3 separate regions of the Homo sapiens genome follow, and all the other regions are linked to region 1. A link is a loop called in an ENCODE intact Hi-C map of the cell type or tissue named here. Cell type or tissue: dorsolateral prefrontal cortex. All regions are shown on one strand. Each heading gives the region's core, and the rest is flanking DNA. Links, peaks and the distances in the headings are about the cores only.

What was found. Hi-C counts contacts between places; a loop is a spot of excess contacts. Peaks named below come from ENCODE experiments on the same cell type or tissue, not always from the same donor. Only the 100,000 strongest peaks of a DNase experiment are listed, where the experiment ranks them.
Region 2: a loop joins it to region 1, with 4 times the contacts of the local background. A loop is called at or near these places in 71 of 110 quality-filtered maps.
Region 3: it touches region 1 in a loop (4-fold over the local background); 35 of 110 quality-filtered maps call a loop at or near these places.

The regions. Positions count from the first base shown.
Region 1 is chr7:73,339,522-73,345,156 of GRCh38, forward strand. It overlaps FKBP6 (FKBP prolyl isomerase family member 6 (inactive)), which reads left to right. Exons shown (of 9, transcript NM_003602.5): 6 at 1,117-1,311; 7 at 1,752-1,861; 8 at 3,286-3,378. The coding sequence ends at 3,376. Among named protein-coding and RNA genes, the nearest start is that of FKBP6, 14 kb to the left of the region's middle. RefSeq lists an enhancer at 2,594-3,538. In dorsolateral prefrontal cortex, for the core only: CTCF peaks have their summits at 3,237 (motif pointing right) and 3,439; a DNase peak (open chromatin) is centred at 3,273; H3K4me3 peaks cover 1,410 bases.
Region 2 is chr7:73,440,110-73,445,744 of GRCh38, forward strand. It overlaps BAZ1B (bromodomain adjacent to zinc finger domain 1B), which reads right to left. Exons shown (of 20, transcript NM_032408.4): 17 at 3,875-4,020; 18 at 2,616-2,719; 19 at 2,072-2,444; 20 at 297-1,584. The coding sequence ends at 2,087. Among named protein-coding and RNA genes, the nearest start is that of FZD9, 9.1 kb to the left of the region's middle. RefSeq lists an enhancer at 2,511-3,481. In dorsolateral prefrontal cortex, for the core only: no CTCF peak of the experiment used is centred there; no DNase peak of the experiment used is centred there; H3K27ac peaks cover 336 bases.
Region 3 is chr7:73,430,704-73,436,338 of GRCh38, forward strand. FZD9 (frizzled class receptor 9) reads left to right here and starts at 3,075. Exons shown (of 1, transcript NM_003508.3): 1 at 3,075-5,417. The coding sequence starts at 3,305. The coding sequence ends at 5,080. RefSeq lists silencers at 2,888-3,177, 4,716-5,010 and an enhancer at 2,894-3,767. In dorsolateral prefrontal cortex, for the core only: a CTCF peak has its summit at 2,981; a DNase peak (open chromatin) is centred at 3,028; H3K4me3 peaks cover 1,310 bases.

The DNA.
Region 1 (5,635 bases), core at 334-5,333:
AGTTTTGAAATGGGAAATATGAGTTCTCCAGCTTTGTCCTTTCTCAAGAGTATTTTGGCTATTCAGGGTCCTTTGAATTTCCATGTGACTCTTTTTTTTTTTTTTTTTTTGAGGTGGAGTCTTGCACTGTCACCTAGGCTGGAGTGCAGTGGTGTGGTCTCGGTTCACCACAACCTCCGCCTCCCATGTTCAAGTGATTCTCCTGCCTCAGCCTCCAATGTAGCTGGAATTACAGGCACCTGCCACCACACCCAGCTGATTTCGTATTTTTAGTAGAGATGGGGTTTCACCATGTTGGCCAGACGGGTCTCGAACTCCCGACCTCAGGTGATCTGCCCGCCTCAGCCTCCCAAAGTGCTGGGATTACAGGCATGAGCCACTGTGCCTGGCCACCATATGAATTATCTAATCAACTTGTCTGTGTCTACAAAAAAGGCTGTTGAAATTTTGGTAGGGTTGCATGAATATGTTGACCAGTTAGGAAAATATTACCATCTTAATATTGTCTTCCAATTAATGAACATGAGATATTTTTCCATTTTATTTGAATCATCTTTAATTTCTTTCAACAACCATTTTGTAGTTTTCAGTGTGCAAGTCTTTCAGTTGTTTTAAGTTTATTGCTACTTACTGTATTCTTTTTGATGCTATTGTAAATGGAGTTGTTTTCTTAATTTCATTTTTGGGTAGTTCGTTGCTAGAGCATAGAAATATACCTGACTTTTGGCCGGGCATGGTGGCTCACGCCTGTAATCCCAACACTTTGGGAGGCTGAGGCAGGTGGATCACGAGGTCAGGAGATCGAGACCATCCTGGCCAAAATGGTCATATTAAAATATGAAAAAATTAGCCGGGCATGGTGGTGCACACCTGTAGTCCCAGCTACTCAGAAGGCGGAGGTTGCAGTGAGCTGAGATCACTCCAGCCTGGCGACAGAACAAGACTCCGTCTGAAAAAAGAAGAAAAAAGAAATATACCTGACTTCTTATGTTGATCTTGTGTCTTGCAACCTGTAACAGCCGATTTTTAGCTCTGATAGTTTTTGCGTGTGGATTCTTTAGGGTTTTGTACATAAGACTGTTACTCCTCTTGACCATCTGCCTTCCCTCTCCACAGGCCCTATTGCTTCTGCGCCGGCGATCAGCACCCCCTGAAGAGCAGCACCTGGTGGAGGCCGCCAAGCTTCCTGTTCTCCTGAACCTGTCCTTTACATACCTGAAGCTAGACCGACCCACCATAGCCCTGTGCTATGGAGAGCAGGCTTTGATCATTGACCAAAAGAATGCCAAGGCCCTCTTCAGGTGTGGACAGGTGAGTTGGAAGCCAGTGACTTGGGAATAAACACCCAGGAAAAGGTAGTAGCAGTGCTCAACTCAGCTACTGCAAAAATGCTGTCTTTTTTTTTTTTTTTTTTTTTTTTAGACAGAGTTTTGCTCTTGTTGCCCAGGATGGAGTGCAGTGGCGCAAATTCGGCTCGCTGCAACCTCCGCTTCCTGGCTTCAAGCAATTTTCCTGCCTCAGCCTCTCAAGTAGCTGGGATTACAGGCATGCGCCATCACACCCAGCTAATTTTTGTAGTTTTAGTAGAGATAGGGTTTTGCCGTGTTGGCCAGGCTGGTCTGGAATCCCTGACCTCAGTTGATCCGCCCGCCTTGGCCTCCCAAAGTGCTGGGATTACAGGCATGAGCCACCGTGCCCAGCCAAATGATATCTTTTCTAACTGTGCTTTTAAAGTTCTCTCCTTGGGACAGGCTTGTCTTCTCCTGACTGAGTATCAAAAGGCCCGGGATTTTCTAGTTCGAGCCCAGAAGGAGCAACCCTTCAATCATGACATCAATAATGAGCTGAAGAAACTGGCTAGGTGAGCTGTGTTTGCAGGAGCATGAAGAGAGATGGGTGGGGTTGTGACTCTGGTCTGTCCCCCCACCCCCCCCAACAAAGGACAGTCTGGCGGTGTTGCCCAGAGTGTTAGGAGGCCGCCCCCTCTACAGCTGGGTTTCTGAAGTGCTCGGCCGTGCGCTGCACCAGCAGTTCCCAGCAAGCAGGTGAGACAGACTGCCAGACTATACATCTCCATCATCGCCCACCTTTCTGTTTCCCCTACCGCAAATAAACAACCCCTAGAGAGGTGGGAGGGTGTCACTTTTTTTTTTTTTTTTTGAGATGGAGTCCCTCTCTGTCACCTAGGCTATAGGGCAATGGCATGATCTCGGCTCACTGCAACCTCCGCGTCCCGAGTTCAGACGATTCTCCTGTCTCAGCCTCCAAGGTAGCTGGGATTACAGGCGTGTACCACCACATCTGGCTAATTGTTTTTGTATTTTAGTTGAGACAGGGTTTCACCGTGTTGACCAGGCTGGTCTCAAACTCCTGACCTCAGGTGATCCCCCCACCTCGTCCTTCCAAAGTGCTGGGATTACAGGCACAAGCCACCACAACTGGCCCCGGTGTCACTTAAAAAGAGTCTTCTGGTGCGCTCTTCCCTGCGTGCTCCACCAAGAACCACTGCTCCTAACCAAGTGCAGAAAGGCCCCTCGTAGGTCCTCATGTGACCAGAAACAGGCGTTTCGGGTCTGACTCATACCCATGGATTGACCTCCTTGTTACCCACGTGACTAAGCACACCAGTCTTTTAGTGATGTAATTTTTTCTCATTATAGAAGTTTTGTGTCCATTGTAGAAAACCTTGAAAATGTCTACCTATAAATAGGAGTCCCCCATAACTCCATCACTTGGTAATAGGTCCATGGTTTTTAAGGTATATCTTCTTCTGTAATGGTGAAATTCTCTACTTGTCTTAATATTAAACATTCGGTCCAGATTGCTAGTTAAAGCTTGCTTGGCATTAGTGTCTGAGATGTGAGTATCTCTTAGGTTACATTTCAAGCCTTTTAGGACTTGCCAGCAATTTCCTTTCTGGTATTTAAAAGTATCCTGTCAGATCTGGTCATTCTTTAGTGAGAAAATCAGGAGAGGTTAGAGGCTGCTGAGGGTGAGGGGTCGTTTGGCGAGACTCAGCCCGGAGCCTGGTGGCCAGAGGCACCTGCCCTTCAAGGCAGCTGTCCTTTCCAGTTAGGGGGTTTTGTCCAGGGGCTTGGCTCCTTGGCCAGCTGTGGGAGCCTTCCCTGCCTCCCCACCTCTCCAGCTTACTTCCATCCCTCCCAACTCAGTTTGAGTCCTGATAAATTTTCAGTGTTTCTGGATGTGAGTGGAGAATTCCAGCCACCAGATGTCACCTCCTCCAAACACAGACCTCCTCTAACAAGTGTGTATTTCCCTCTCCAGCTGTTACAGGGACTATGTGGATAAAGAGAAAGAAATGTGGCACCGCATGTTCGCGCCCTGTGGCGATGGTTCTACAGCAGGAGAAAGTTGAAGGTAATCAAAGGGCCAGGGTGGCACACAGGCTTCCGGATGGAGAAGCGTGCTGCTCTCCTCCACCCCCAAGTGAATGGTGGCTGTCTGCAGCTGAGGGTGGACGAGGGGTAGACAAGTTCCTTGCTGTAAAGAACAACACAACGGTAGTGCAGGATGCACGTGCTGCACGCCTACCTTTCCCGTGAGAAGAAAGTTCGCCCAGACCTGTGGGTTAAATGTATAGGTTCAGGGGGCCTTGAGCTATTTATTTATTTATTTGTTTGTTTGTTTGTTTGAGGCAGAGTCTCACTCTGTTGCCCAGGCTGGAGTGCAGTGGTGCGATCTCAGCTCACTGCAAGCTCCGCCTCCCAGGTTCAAGCGATTCTTCTGCCTCAGCCTCCTGAGTAGCCGAGATTACAGCTGTGAGCCGTGGCGCTCAGCCTAAATTTATTTTTTAAAAAACCTTTTTTTTTCATGTTTTATGTGAAACTCTCCTTGCAGTTGCTTGGAACATGAGACTGAGTAGAGTCATGAATGTGATGGTTGATAGAGCTGGGCTTTGACGTGTCAAGCTTCTGTTCATCTTCTTTCTCCTGAGAACTCGAAAGCCTCCAACTTGACTGTGTCTCTAACACATTACTAAAGCAGACAAGATCGCAGGGTGGGGATGGGCTGTGGCTCTTAAATTCTACTTTCTATTAGACTTAGAGATTTGAAGATGCTGAAAGCAACAGGGAGCGGAATATAGCATTCCTCCCAAGATCACACCTAGTAATTTTGCAGGCACAGGGCGGGAGTTCCCAAGCACATGAGATAACCCTCCAGTCTGAACCCTCCAGTCTGGTCTACTATTTAATAAAATTAATGGAAACAAAATCACCTGCCTGAAACACCTGCTTAGCTGCACAGATAACTCTGCTCTCTCGGAGAAGTCAAACAAGGAACAACAAGAAAACAGCTGCTGAACGGGCTCATGGTGATAAATCTCTCCTTTGTTGCTTCCTCCATCTCCCTACAAAAGGGGCTTGAGAGGAGGAGGCAGTGAAAAGGCCTATTCATCCCCGACATTTTCATAGCGGTCCATAAACTGCTGCTATCTGCACTTTCAGATGCGCCCACCAGCATCACAGGTAAATGTTGCCTTCGTCACTGATGCTGGCCATGTGAACCCTGGCCTTCAGGTCTTTCAGTGGCCTTTGGAGTACATATTTGCAGGTCTTCAGAACTGAGATGTGAGCCAGAGGACTTCCCTTGTTTGGTCACTTCTAGTATCCAGTAAAAATGAAGGGCAGTGACTGTTTGCCAAACATTTTGGACTGTGACCCCACAAGTCCTGTCATGAATGAAGACCCAGGTCTGCCAGGGTCCATCCCAGACAAGGGCTTGGGCAGCCCAGCTGGGCAGCAGTTTTCCTCGCCATCATGTTTGCTTCCCAGCCTTTTCAGTCTGTAGGACTGGAGGCTGCTGATCTTCAGATGCTTTCCCCCAGATTTCCAACTCCAGCATTTATCTTACCATCAGCAATGACTGTATTTGTGTTCTAAAGTAGCCACCACTGTCATATTGCCACTGCTGTCACAGTTGTGATAAGTTTTAGCTTTTGTGTCTTTGCTCTCCCTGCTCCCCTTTTTTTCTGTAGTATTTGAGGCCTAGTCATTTAAAAGAAGCTAAAAATCCAGTCATCTTGACAACCTAGTTGTCACTAACCAGGACAATTTTTTTTTTTTTAAGGGTCTCCCTCTGTCACCCAGGCTGGAGTGCAATGGCACAATCTTGGCTCACTGCAGCCTCTGCCTCCCAGATTCAAGTGATCCTCCTGCCTCAGCCTCCCGAGTAGCTGGGACTGCAGGTGTGAGCCACCACGCCTGGCTAATTTTTGTATTTTTAGTAGAGACAGGGTTTCACCATATTGGTCAGGCTGGTCTCAAACTCCTGACCTCAGGTGGTCCTCCCGCCTTGGCCTCCCAAAGTGCTGGGATTACAGGCCTGAGCCACTGCACCTGGCTTAGGACAATTTTAACTTTTGTTCTTTTCATCTTAGATGTTAGATACCACTGACTTGTAAGATTACTTCTGGAGGAATGAGTGTTCTCTTAAGTATTAGTTATGTGCTCTAAGCCTCTGACTATAGTAGACAGTATGCCTTTTCCATCTTTGCATTTTCTAGCTTCTGGAGCCATGCCAGGTGCACGATTGGTGCTCAGGAAATGTTGGTTGGACTAAGTGTGAAATAGCCGAAGCAACAGACCAGCCTCTAATAAAACATCCTCCAGGCTGG
Region 2 (5,635 bases), core at 238-5,237, 100 kb after region 1:
TTTTCCCTGAGAAAGGTTTTAAAATGGCAGAATTTCCCCATAGTGAAGGCTTAAAAACCTATTTTCACCGTAATTCCTAGTTTCAAATGAAGTTTTTCAGGGTTTTAGACGGAGACAGGGCCAGGAGAGGCTTGGAGGGAGTACTTCTTTCTGTGGTTAAGAACACTGAGAGGCCCTGACTCTGGAGGCCAAGCCTTCAGAGGACCCGGCTCCAAGGGTCAGTGGGAAAGCAGCACTCGGGACAGCACTACCCACCCCCACCCACCAAGAAAGAGCACAAACAGCCACCAGAGTGGTTTCTTCTTTATAAACACAAGTACATGAGGTTTATTTGAAATTCCAATTTATTACAAGTTCACCCTTTAATGGGGCCCTTCCTCTTTGAAGACAATAAAAAAAAAAAACAACAACAAACAATTCAGGTGTCACTGAAGTGGGAACACAGGATTCTCACTATGAACAAGAACAGACTGGATGTAGGAGGCAGGGGAAGCTGGCGGTGGTGGGGTTATGAAGCTGTGATGTCAGTGCCAACTCCATGCCTATAGAAGGGACGGTAAACTACCCAGCAGCCCTGGAGCAATCCTCGTCGTCCTTGGGCAGGAGGACGGAGGAAGCAGAGGCCACATTCCGCAGTTTAAAATTAAGAGGCTTGATTCTCATGTTCTAGGAGCTGCAGTCCCCTTGGTGGACTTTAAATAGGTACAGAAGAGCTTGGGTGCTCAAAATTTCCAAATTCAAAGGTGATAAAAAAGAAAAACCCTGTTTTGTACTTTTATCAAAATCCATCATAAAAGGGAAAGAAGACTACAAAGTTTTGCCTAAATATAACAACTAGAGCTAGATTTGTTGTGGGGGAAGGGGCTCTCAGAGCTTCTCTGCCGCTCTCTCCTCCCACCCCCCACCGACACTGACCACTGGAATCTTCAGGTTCTTGAGGAGTTCCAAGGCTGAGGTCAGAACGGGCATGGGAGGCAGCAGACACAGCACTGCCCTGCTCCCCCTCCAATGTTGCTGCTTGCCTCAATGAGCCTCCAACCCAACTGCTCTAGAGGAGAGTGGATGGGCTGAAGGAGAAGCCAGGGAAGTTAGAGCAAACACATTATCATAGAAACTGTACTGTACATGTGCTAAAGCAAGATGTCAGGAGTATCTTACAAGATGTTCTTTATACAATATCACTGCTGAAACAAGCAACTTTTAATAACTAGAAAAGTCAATTTAAAAAAAAAATTAAACATTTAAATTCTTCCTGCTTTTCTTCTGCTCCCCTAAGAGCTTGACTGGTATGTGGGTGGGCTGGGCTCCAACACCCCTCTGGCCAGATCCATCAAAGTAAAGGTTATATGCATGATTATAAGCAGGACTCCAGTCTCTAAGTGAAGTGCCTTAGTTTTGTTTTTTTGTTTTTTGTGGTTTTTTTATTTTTTGGGGGGGTGGGAGGAGCTGTCACAAAGAAGGGGAGATTCAGGAATGGCTCCAGGACACGTCCCTTTACTCTGCCAAGATCAACTCAAAAGACCACAACTGTTTCATGATGCTGGTGAATACACAATTCTGTATGGCACTCACTGATACTGTCACCTGAGAGGAAGACGGGGGAAGAGACAGAGTATGGGCTTAAAGAAACAAGACTGTATAATAAATACAGATTAAAAAAGAAAAATCGCCACCATCTCCCCTGTTGGCCTGATTACCCCGATCCTGCTATGTAACACAGCAATCCCTCCCCTGGAGACCAGAGGGGCTTGGCACTGTGGTGGAAGCCAGAGCGAGCAGGCCCTTAGGAAAGAAGGCAGGAACAGGAACTGGCTTCACCAGAAAAGCTAGACCCTCGGACTCCTCCTGGAAACTCTCAGAAGGGAGGGTTATGGCCCTCTTTGTCCCTTCATATTTCTGGACAAAGACCACCAACCCAATATCAAGCCCCATAAAGAGCTTTTAGAAAAACAGCATAAGCTTGGGATGACAGGCGTTTCTGGACTCCCTGTGATCTCTTCCAGGTTCTTGGTCTTCCTCGCTCGCCTCCCTCCCACCCTCCCTAGCTGTCCCCCCACCTCAGCTCCCTTACCACGGCCCTGCCTCTCTACTTCTTCTGTCTTCGTCCCCTGGACTGTCCAACGGCCTCTGGCTCACTGTCCCCTTCATCTTCAGCAAGCCTATCAGGAAACTTCTTGCGCTTCCTGCGGACATATGGGTGGCCAGGAAGGTGTTTATGCAACAGAGCCACTAGACACTGTTCTGTCTTCACCATGCAGCTTAGCACATGGCTGCCACGGCAGTTGTAAACCTCAGCATTGGTAAACACTTGCTTCATGTCAGTAAGAAACTCCTGCACAGAGCGGTAGCTCCCACAGGAACATTTGTTCTGCACTGTCTGAAAGTCCATGGGGTGCGTGATCACATCATAGTAGTCCTCGGCCTCATCTCTGGTCACAGGCTCCCTGTGGAGAAGAACCAAATGGAGAATCTGCACAGCCTTGACGGCAGTGCCCCTGCCACTGAGACACGTCCTGAAAAGCAAGGGCTTGGCTGAGAGCCCCTCAGGGGCTCTGGAAGCTTTTAGAACCAGCCAGGCCACTCCTCTCCCCTGCACCTGAGAACACAGCACTCACCTGAAGGGCCAGCTGAAGCGGTACTTCACGATCTTGTGGAGGATCTCTTCACACTTCTGCAGCTCCAGGCTTTGCCTCCGGGAGCTCCGCTTGGTCTGAAGCACCTGGCAGGAAAGAAAGAACAATGTTATTACAGATTCAAGACAGGAGGAAGAATGGACAGGGCAGAAAATAAGTGTATCTGCTCAAAAAAGGAAGAGAGTTCAACTATTTCCTTGGCGCAGAGGTGCTGAAACCTTCTGATATTCAAGTCAGGGAGCACCCTCGGCCCAGGTGGCAGGCATCTTCCCAGTAGTCCACTCACTCGCCTCCCCCGGGGCCACGGCAATCAAAGCAGCAAAGAGCAGGCAGCGGGGGCCGCCTTTACCAGCAGTCCTGCTGGAGGTCGGCTGAAGGGGGCTACTGTCAACAGGACACTAGCTCTCAGAGAACAGGTGGACCTGGGGTTACAGTGACACCATGGAAGGGCATCAACAAGCCACTGCAGAAAGCAAAACATGCTATCTGGGCCAACAGCAGCCAATTCTGTGGGGGTGGGGTGCCTCTGGTAAGAAAAGCAAGAGGTCCAATTCCCTTCCTGGGCTCTTCCACCGTAGACATGTGAGGGTTAAGTGGCTAAAGAGAAAAGGGGCGGGGCCTCCATTCCAGGTAGCCATAACAAAAGCTGTGATTCACAGCAGAGGCCACAGAGCCCAAGGCTGTGGCAAACCGAGCATCTTCTAATGCCTTATGATCTCCCAAATGGCCTGCCTTAAGCCCCTAACTCCAATTTGATCTGTCAAAACAAGCACCTTTTCAAGAGTTTCTTTTTTGTTCTTTAAAGCTCAAGTGAGATCTAAAAACTACTAAAATTACATTGGTTAAGGAGCAGAGGGGAGGGTAATGTCCCTCCCATAACAACTGTCGACTCAACAGTAAGTGAGGCTCCAGCATTGCTGACATTCCCACAATGAAGACCCAGCCCCTCTGAGCCCACTGGAGACACATGGATACTATTTTTAAATCCTTAATAAGTTGCAGGCTGCCCGCTAACTAGTTTGCAGGCTACAGCAGGGGAATGCCGGACATAGCTGTTCCTGGAGGCCTTGCTGCTTCTGTCTGCGTACAGGCTCACCCATCTGCCTCCCCAGCCTCCCAAGTTTGGTAAGAAGGAGGAGGGGGGAGGCTCCCCTCCCACCTGTTGCCTGATGAATTCCTAATTGCTGGGGTAGGGAATAAGAAACAGAAAGGTTAGAGAAGGGATGATAAATAATTCTCACCAGCTCATCCACCTCAGCATCATCCACAGGTGGTGCCTTGGGCTGAGACCTCCTGGTAGAGTGTGGCTTCTTACCCGGGCGCCGGCCTGACCTTGCTGCAGGGGGGATGACGCTGTGCTTGCCCCGGATGGTCTTTCGAGGTCTCACTGAAAGAAAAACTATGGATTCAGCAGAGAACAACGGAAGGTGAAGGGAGGAGCATCTTCGAAATGGGGGAAAGGGATGCAGGGAGAATCCTTTTCCTGGACAAGGAAAGCAGTGGCCTCCTTTGGTTTTAAGGTGCTCTTGCTATTTTATCTTGCCTTACCTAACAGGACACTAAAAGGCAGTGGCAGCCGATGAAGAATGGGTGCCTTTCATCCACTGCCAAAGCCCTTCAGAGGGCTAGGTCCTTCAGTACTTCTGTCCTGCCCCGTCCTGCAGTTACTCCCAGCCATAAGGCCCCTGCAGGAATCAACTGTAAACTCTCACTCATGAGAAGCCATTTGCTAATAGGTCAGCCTGGATTTCCCACAGCCCAAGCTCAGCCTGAGCGAGTGGATGTATTTACATGTAAGATGGAACTGGATTGTAAAACAAACCCTATGTTGTAATTCCCAGAGTTATTCTACACTTACCATCAGAATCTTTCCAGAGAAAAGCTGGTACTTCCATGAAGGGCCACAAGGCTCCTCATTAAATACAATTTAGGGCTAGTCCCCTCCATAAGAGCCCTGCCCAGGATCCCCAATGAGAGAATAAAGAATATAGGCCGGGCGTTGTGGCTCACACATGTAATCCCACCACTTTAGGAGGCTGAGGCAGGTGGATCACCTGAGGTCGGGAGTTCAAGACCAGCCTGACCAACATGGTGAAACCCCGTCTCTACTAAAAATACAAAATTAGCAGGGCGTGGTGGCACATGCTGGTAATCCCAGCTACTCAGGAGGCTGAGGCAGGAAAATCGCTTGAACCTGGGAGGCGGAGGTTGCAGTGAGCCGAGATCACGCCACTGCACTCCAGCCTGGGAAACAAGGGTGTAACTCCATCTCACAAAAGAAAAAAAACACACACACACACACACACAAAGGCACTGAGACTACTTGTGTCTCAGGTTTACAACAGGTGCTCACCATCAAGCCAACTGGCATTCCTCAGTGAGCCCTGGGAAACAATGCCATGAGGATTTAGCTCCAGGCTCTCCACCACCTTCCCTTGGGGAGTGGGGAGATGACACTGGACACAGAGGTCTAGGAAGGCAGTGACACGAATAATCCAGAAACACTACTTTCCATTCTATTTCTGGATCACGATAACCCTTTCTTGGCTACTTTAGCGTCTCTAGCTCAAGCCCAGGCTAGTAAGAAAGGGTAAGAATCTGATGCTTAGGTGCTAGAACCTTGAGCTGCACTGGGGAACCACATCTTTGGTGGTCTGAAAGATAGAGTTGACAAAAAGCTCTGAAGTACCAAATACTTCCCAGATCCTTTTGGCAAGTCGAGGCCGTAAAAACTTAGAAAAGCAATTCCTTGGAAAGAGAGCTACAACGTAGAAGTGGAAAGCAATCACTAGCTTACAAATAAACAGAATCAGTATACTACCATATTCAGGATCTGCCCTCAGAGAGATCAGGCGCAGTGGCTCACACTTGTAATCCCAGCACTTCGGGAGGCCAAGGCAGGAGGATCACTTGAACCCAAGAGTTCAAGACCAGCCTGGGAAACATGGCAAGACCCTATCTCTACAAAAAAGCCGGGCATGGTGGCACGTGCCTGTAGTCCC
Region 3 (5,635 bases), core at 166-5,165, 91 kb after region 1:
CTGACTTTTTTGTTTATTTTTGTTTTAGAGATGGTGGGGTCTTGCTATTTTGCCCAGGCTGGTCTCGAACTCCTGGGCTCAAGTGATTCTCCCACCTTGGCCTCCCAAAGTGCTAGGATTACAGGCTTGAGCCACGGTGCCTCACCTGGGTCCCCCAGGGTCACAGGTACCATACTCCTGCCTTACCTCTTTGGGAACTTCAGGACGTCTCATGGCCCACATGTGGCTGAGTACTATCCTGTGCTGGACACAGGGCTGGCTGCGTCTCCTTGGTGCCCCATCTCCCGATCCTCTTGAGGAGCGAGGGGCTGAGTGTATGCACGAGATGGCATGTCCCCTGCCTGGTCCCCTCCCTGCTCCAGCACAGCTCTAAGGGTAGCAGAGTACTAATTACAGGGATGTGTGGGAAATGATGGCCCCATTTTCTCACCATTGCCACCACCACTGCTGACTCCTTCCCAAGTCCCTACCACAGGCCAGGCTCTAGTGCAGGCAGGTGTGGCTGAGCTGGGCCGGCTGGGCTGGTGTCCTGCCTCTGGTGGTGTTAACAGGCAGCCTCTTGCAATGGAGGAGCCTGGATGCCAATCTTGACCCTTACGAGCTGCGTAATCCTGGGCAAATATTTGAGTTTGCTAAGCCTCAATTTCTCATCTGTATATGGGTACGGGATTCCTTGTAGCACTGTGATGAGGGTGAACAAATGATCACTGTAAAATCCCTGGCCCAGAGCCCAGGAGGCTCACAACAGGTCCTCGGTCAGTTTCTGTGCCTCCCTGAAGTTCTAGGTTACTCACTCATTCATTCACTCACCATCCCTGGGCTCAGCCAGGGTGCCTAGCCCTGTACTAAGTGCTCGTATGAAACAGTGCTAAATGCTCACGTGCAACAGTACTAAGTGCTCACGTCAAACAGTACTAAGTGCTCATGTGAAACAGTGCTAAGTGCTCACGTGAAACAGTACTAAGTGCTCACATGAAACGATGCTAAGTGCTCACGTGAAATGATGCTAAGTGCTCACGTGAAACAGTACTAAGTGCTCACATGAAACGATGCTAAGTGCTCACATGAAACAGTACTAAGTGCTCATGTGAAACATTCTGAGTCCTCCAGGTGTTTCCAGGCCAAGAGAATAGGAACAGTTGGGTGAAAGGGGGATGGCCTTCTCTAAAGAGTCCCAGATCAGGGCCCCTTGCCCCTTGTGTGGCCTGCCGGTGGCACTTGGATTTCACCCACAGAGCTACCCAGGAACCATGGCAGTTTCTAAGCGGGTCCCAGGAGTCTCAAGGGGGCAGCCTAGAGAGAGGTGAGAGGGTGATGGCGACACTCCCCAGAGGAGCACGGTGGCCTTGTGAAATGGGTATGGGTTCCGGAACAGACAATCACAAATGGAACACTTAGTAGCTCTATGCCCTTGGGTATGTCATTCCTCTCTGAGACTCAGTTTCCCCACCTGGGAAATAAGGATAACGTAGCATTCTTGGATTGCTGAGAAGATACAATAAGGGCAAGTATGAAGTGTGATCGATCAGATTCAGGTGCCCAACACGTGTTGTTGATTTTCTTTTTTTTTTTTTCTTTTTTTTTTTTTTCAGGCCAGGCACCGTGGCTCATGCCTGTAATCCCAACACTTTGGGAGGCCGAGGTGGATGGATCACCTGAGGTCAGGAGTTCGAGACCAGCCTGGCCAACATGGTGAAACCCCTGTCTCTACTAAAAGTACAAAAATTACCCGGGAGTGATGGTGGGCGCCTGTAATCCCAGCTACTTGGAAGGTTGAGGCAGGAGAATTGCTTGAACCCGGGAGGCGGAGGTTGCAGTGAGCCAAGATCGCACCATTGCACTCCTGGGCGATGAGATGAGCCTGGGCGACAAGAGCGAAACTCCATCTCAAAAAAAAAAAAGCTATTTTTTTTTCTTTATTAGAGACGAGGTCTCACTATGTTGCCCAGGCTGATGGGGCAAGATGGGGGTGGGGGTGAGCCACTGCGCCTGGCAGAACTGTTGATTTTAACAGTAGGATTATCTGCCTGCATTACAGAAAAGCAAGCTGAGGCTCAGAGAGGAGCCCCAAGTCACATACACTGAGGGGAGAGGCAGACGCTGTATTTGAGCTGCCACTGGGTACAAGGCAGACTTCCACACGTGGGAAGCCTTAGAAATGGTCTCCCCTGGCCGGGCACGGTGGAGCACGCCTGTAATCCCGGCACTTTGGGAGGCAGAAGCGGGAGCATCCCTTGAGCCCAGGAGTTCAAGACCAGCCTGGGTAACATAGTGAGACCCTGTCTCTACAAAAACATTTTAAAATTAGCCGGGAGTGGTGGTGCCCACCTGTAATCCCAGCTACTCTGGTGGCTGAGGCGGGAAGGTCGCTTGAGCCCGGGAGATGGAGGCTGCAGTGAACTATGGTCGTTCCACTGGACTCCAGCCTGGGCGACACAGAGAGACCCTGTCTCTAAAAAGAAATAACAATTAAAAATAAAAATAAAAAGTCTTCCAGCTGGGCGCGGTGGCTCAAGCCTCTAATCCCAGCACTTTGGGAGGCCGAGGCAGGTGAATCACCTGAGGTCAGGAGTTCGAGACCAGCCTGGCCAAAATGGTGAAACCCCGTCTTTACTAAAAATACAAAAAATTAGAGGGGCGTGGTGGCAGGAGCCTGTAATCCCAGCTACTCGGGAGGCTGAGGCAGGATAATCGCTGGAACCCGGGAGGCGGAGGTTGCAGTGAGCCGATATCGCGCCACTGCACTCCAGCCTGGGCGACAAGAGCAAAACTCCGTCTCAAAAAAAAAAAAAAAAAAAAAAAAGTCTCCCTCCTAGAGTAAAATGAGGCGACCCAGTCTGAGAGTGTGGGTACGGGGACTTCCCGCAGCCTCTCCCAGGCAGCAAGGGAAGGGAAGAAACCGAGTGTAAGCGGAGGGCAAGCGGGCGGACACCCACCAGGCCCGGCCCCACCCCGTGCTCCGCGTGGCCGGGAGACGCGGCGCCTTTAAAGCCCAGTGGGAGGCGTGTCCCTGGGCGTGTCCTCCCGGAGCCCCGCCCCGGGGGCTGGTAGCCTCGGCCCCGGGAGGTTGCGCCGGCTCTGGCTCAGCGGCGGCTCCGGTGGCAGCGGCGGTGGCGGCTAGGCGGGCTCGGCGGCTCCTGTCCCTCGGGCGGCTGCCCGCTCGCTGCCCAGGGCGCCCGGACACACGTGGGCGGCTCAGCGATGGCCCGCGCCCCGCGACGTGGCGGGCAGGCACCGGGGCGCGGGACCGCTGAGCCCGAGTGAGCCGGGGCCGCGCTCCCGCCTTCGGCCCGGGCCTCCCGGGATGGCCGTGGCGCCTCTGCGGGGGGCGCTGCTGCTGTGGCAGCTGCTGGCGGCGGGCGGCGCGGCACTGGAGATCGGCCGCTTCGACCCGGAGCGCGGGCGCGGGGCTGCGCCGTGCCAGGCGGTGGAGATCCCCATGTGCCGCGGCATCGGCTACAACCTGACCCGCATGCCCAACCTGCTGGGCCACACGTCGCAGGGCGAGGCGGCTGCCGAGCTAGCGGAGTTCGCGCCGCTGGTGCAGTACGGCTGCCACAGCCACCTGCGCTTCTTCCTGTGCTCGCTCTACGCGCCCATGTGCACCGACCAGGTCTCGACGCCCATTCCCGCCTGCCGGCCCATGTGCGAGCAGGCGCGCCTGCGCTGCGCGCCCATCATGGAGCAGTTCAACTTCGGCTGGCCGGACTCGCTCGACTGCGCCCGGCTGCCCACGCGCAACGACCCGCACGCGCTGTGCATGGAGGCGCCCGAGAACGCCACGGCCGGCCCCGCGGAGCCCCACAAGGGCCTGGGCATGCTGCCCGTGGCGCCGCGGCCCGCGCGCCCTCCCGGAGACCTGGGCCCGGGCGCGGGCGGCAGTGGCACCTGCGAGAACCCCGAGAAGTTCCAGTACGTGGAGAAGAGCCGCTCGTGCGCACCGCGCTGCGGGCCCGGCGTCGAGGTGTTCTGGTCCCGGCGCGACAAGGACTTCGCGCTGGTCTGGATGGCCGTGTGGTCGGCGCTGTGCTTCTTCTCCACCGCCTTCACTGTGCTCACCTTCTTGCTGGAGCCCCACCGCTTCCAGTACCCCGAGCGCCCCATCATCTTCCTCTCCATGTGCTACAACGTCTACTCGCTGGCCTTCCTGATCCGTGCGGTGGCCGGAGCGCAGAGCGTGGCCTGTGACCAGGAGGCGGGCGCGCTCTACGTGATCCAGGAGGGCCTGGAGAACACGGGCTGCACGCTGGTCTTCCTACTGCTCTACTACTTCGGCATGGCCAGCTCGCTCTGGTGGGTGGTCCTGACGCTCACCTGGTTCCTGGCTGCCGGGAAGAAATGGGGCCACGAGGCCATCGAGGCCCACGGCAGCTATTTCCACATGGCTGCCTGGGGCCTGCCCGCGCTCAAGACCATCGTCATCCTGACCCTGCGCAAGGTGGCGGGTGATGAGCTGACTGGGCTTTGCTACGTGGCCAGCACGGATGCAGCAGCGCTCACGGGCTTCGTGCTGGTGCCCCTCTCTGGCTACCTGGTGCTGGGCAGTAGTTTCCTCCTGACCGGCTTCGTGGCCCTCTTCCACATCCGCAAGATCATGAAGACGGGCGGCACCAACACAGAGAAGCTGGAGAAGCTCATGGTCAAGATCGGGGTCTTCTCCATCCTCTACACGGTGCCCGCCACCTGCGTCATCGTTTGCTATGTCTACGAACGCCTCAACATGGACTTCTGGCGCCTTCGGGCCACAGAGCAGCCATGCGCAGCGGCCGCGGGGCCCGGAGGCCGGAGGGACTGCTCGCTGCCAGGGGGCTCGGTGCCCACCGTGGCGGTCTTCATGCTCAAAATTTTCATGTCACTGGTGGTGGGGATCACCAGCGGCGTCTGGGTGTGGAGCTCCAAGACTTTCCAGACCTGGCAGAGCCTGTGCTACCGCAAGATAGCAGCTGGCCGGGCCCGGGCCAAGGCCTGCCGCGCCCCCGGGAGCTACGGACGTGGCACGCACTGCCACTATAAGGCTCCCACCGTGGTCTTGCACATGACTAAGACGGACCCCTCTTTGGAGAACCCCACACACCTCTAGCCACACAGGCCTGGCGCGGGGTGGCTGCTGCCCCCTCCTTGCCCTCCACGCCCTGCCCCCTGCATCCCCTAGAGACAGCTGACTAGCAGCTGCCCAGCTGTCAAGGTCAGGCAAGTGAGCACCGGGGACTGAGGATCAGGGCGGGACCCCGTGAGGCTCATTAGGGGAGATGGGGGTCTCCCCTAATGCGGGGGCTGGACCAGGCTGAGTCCCCACAGGGTCCTAGTGGAGGATGTGGAGGGGCGGGGCAGAGGGGTCCAGCCGGAGTTTATTTAATGATGTAATTTATTGTTGCGTTCCTCTGGAAGCTGTGACTGGAATAAACCCCCGCGTGGCACTGCTGAGTCCTCTCTGGCTGGGAAGGGGGGAAGGTAGGAGGGTGAGGGCCCTGCAGGAGTCTTTCTTGTAAGCAGAGCTGGCAGTGGGTGCTGGCACCCCCCAATCAGGAGGAAGTCCCCCCGGAACAGCTGTGCATTGCAGGAGTCCCAGACACCATGTGTGCGTGTTTTCCCCTCCCGCCCGTCTCTGTGCTTCCAAATGGAGACAGGGACGCCT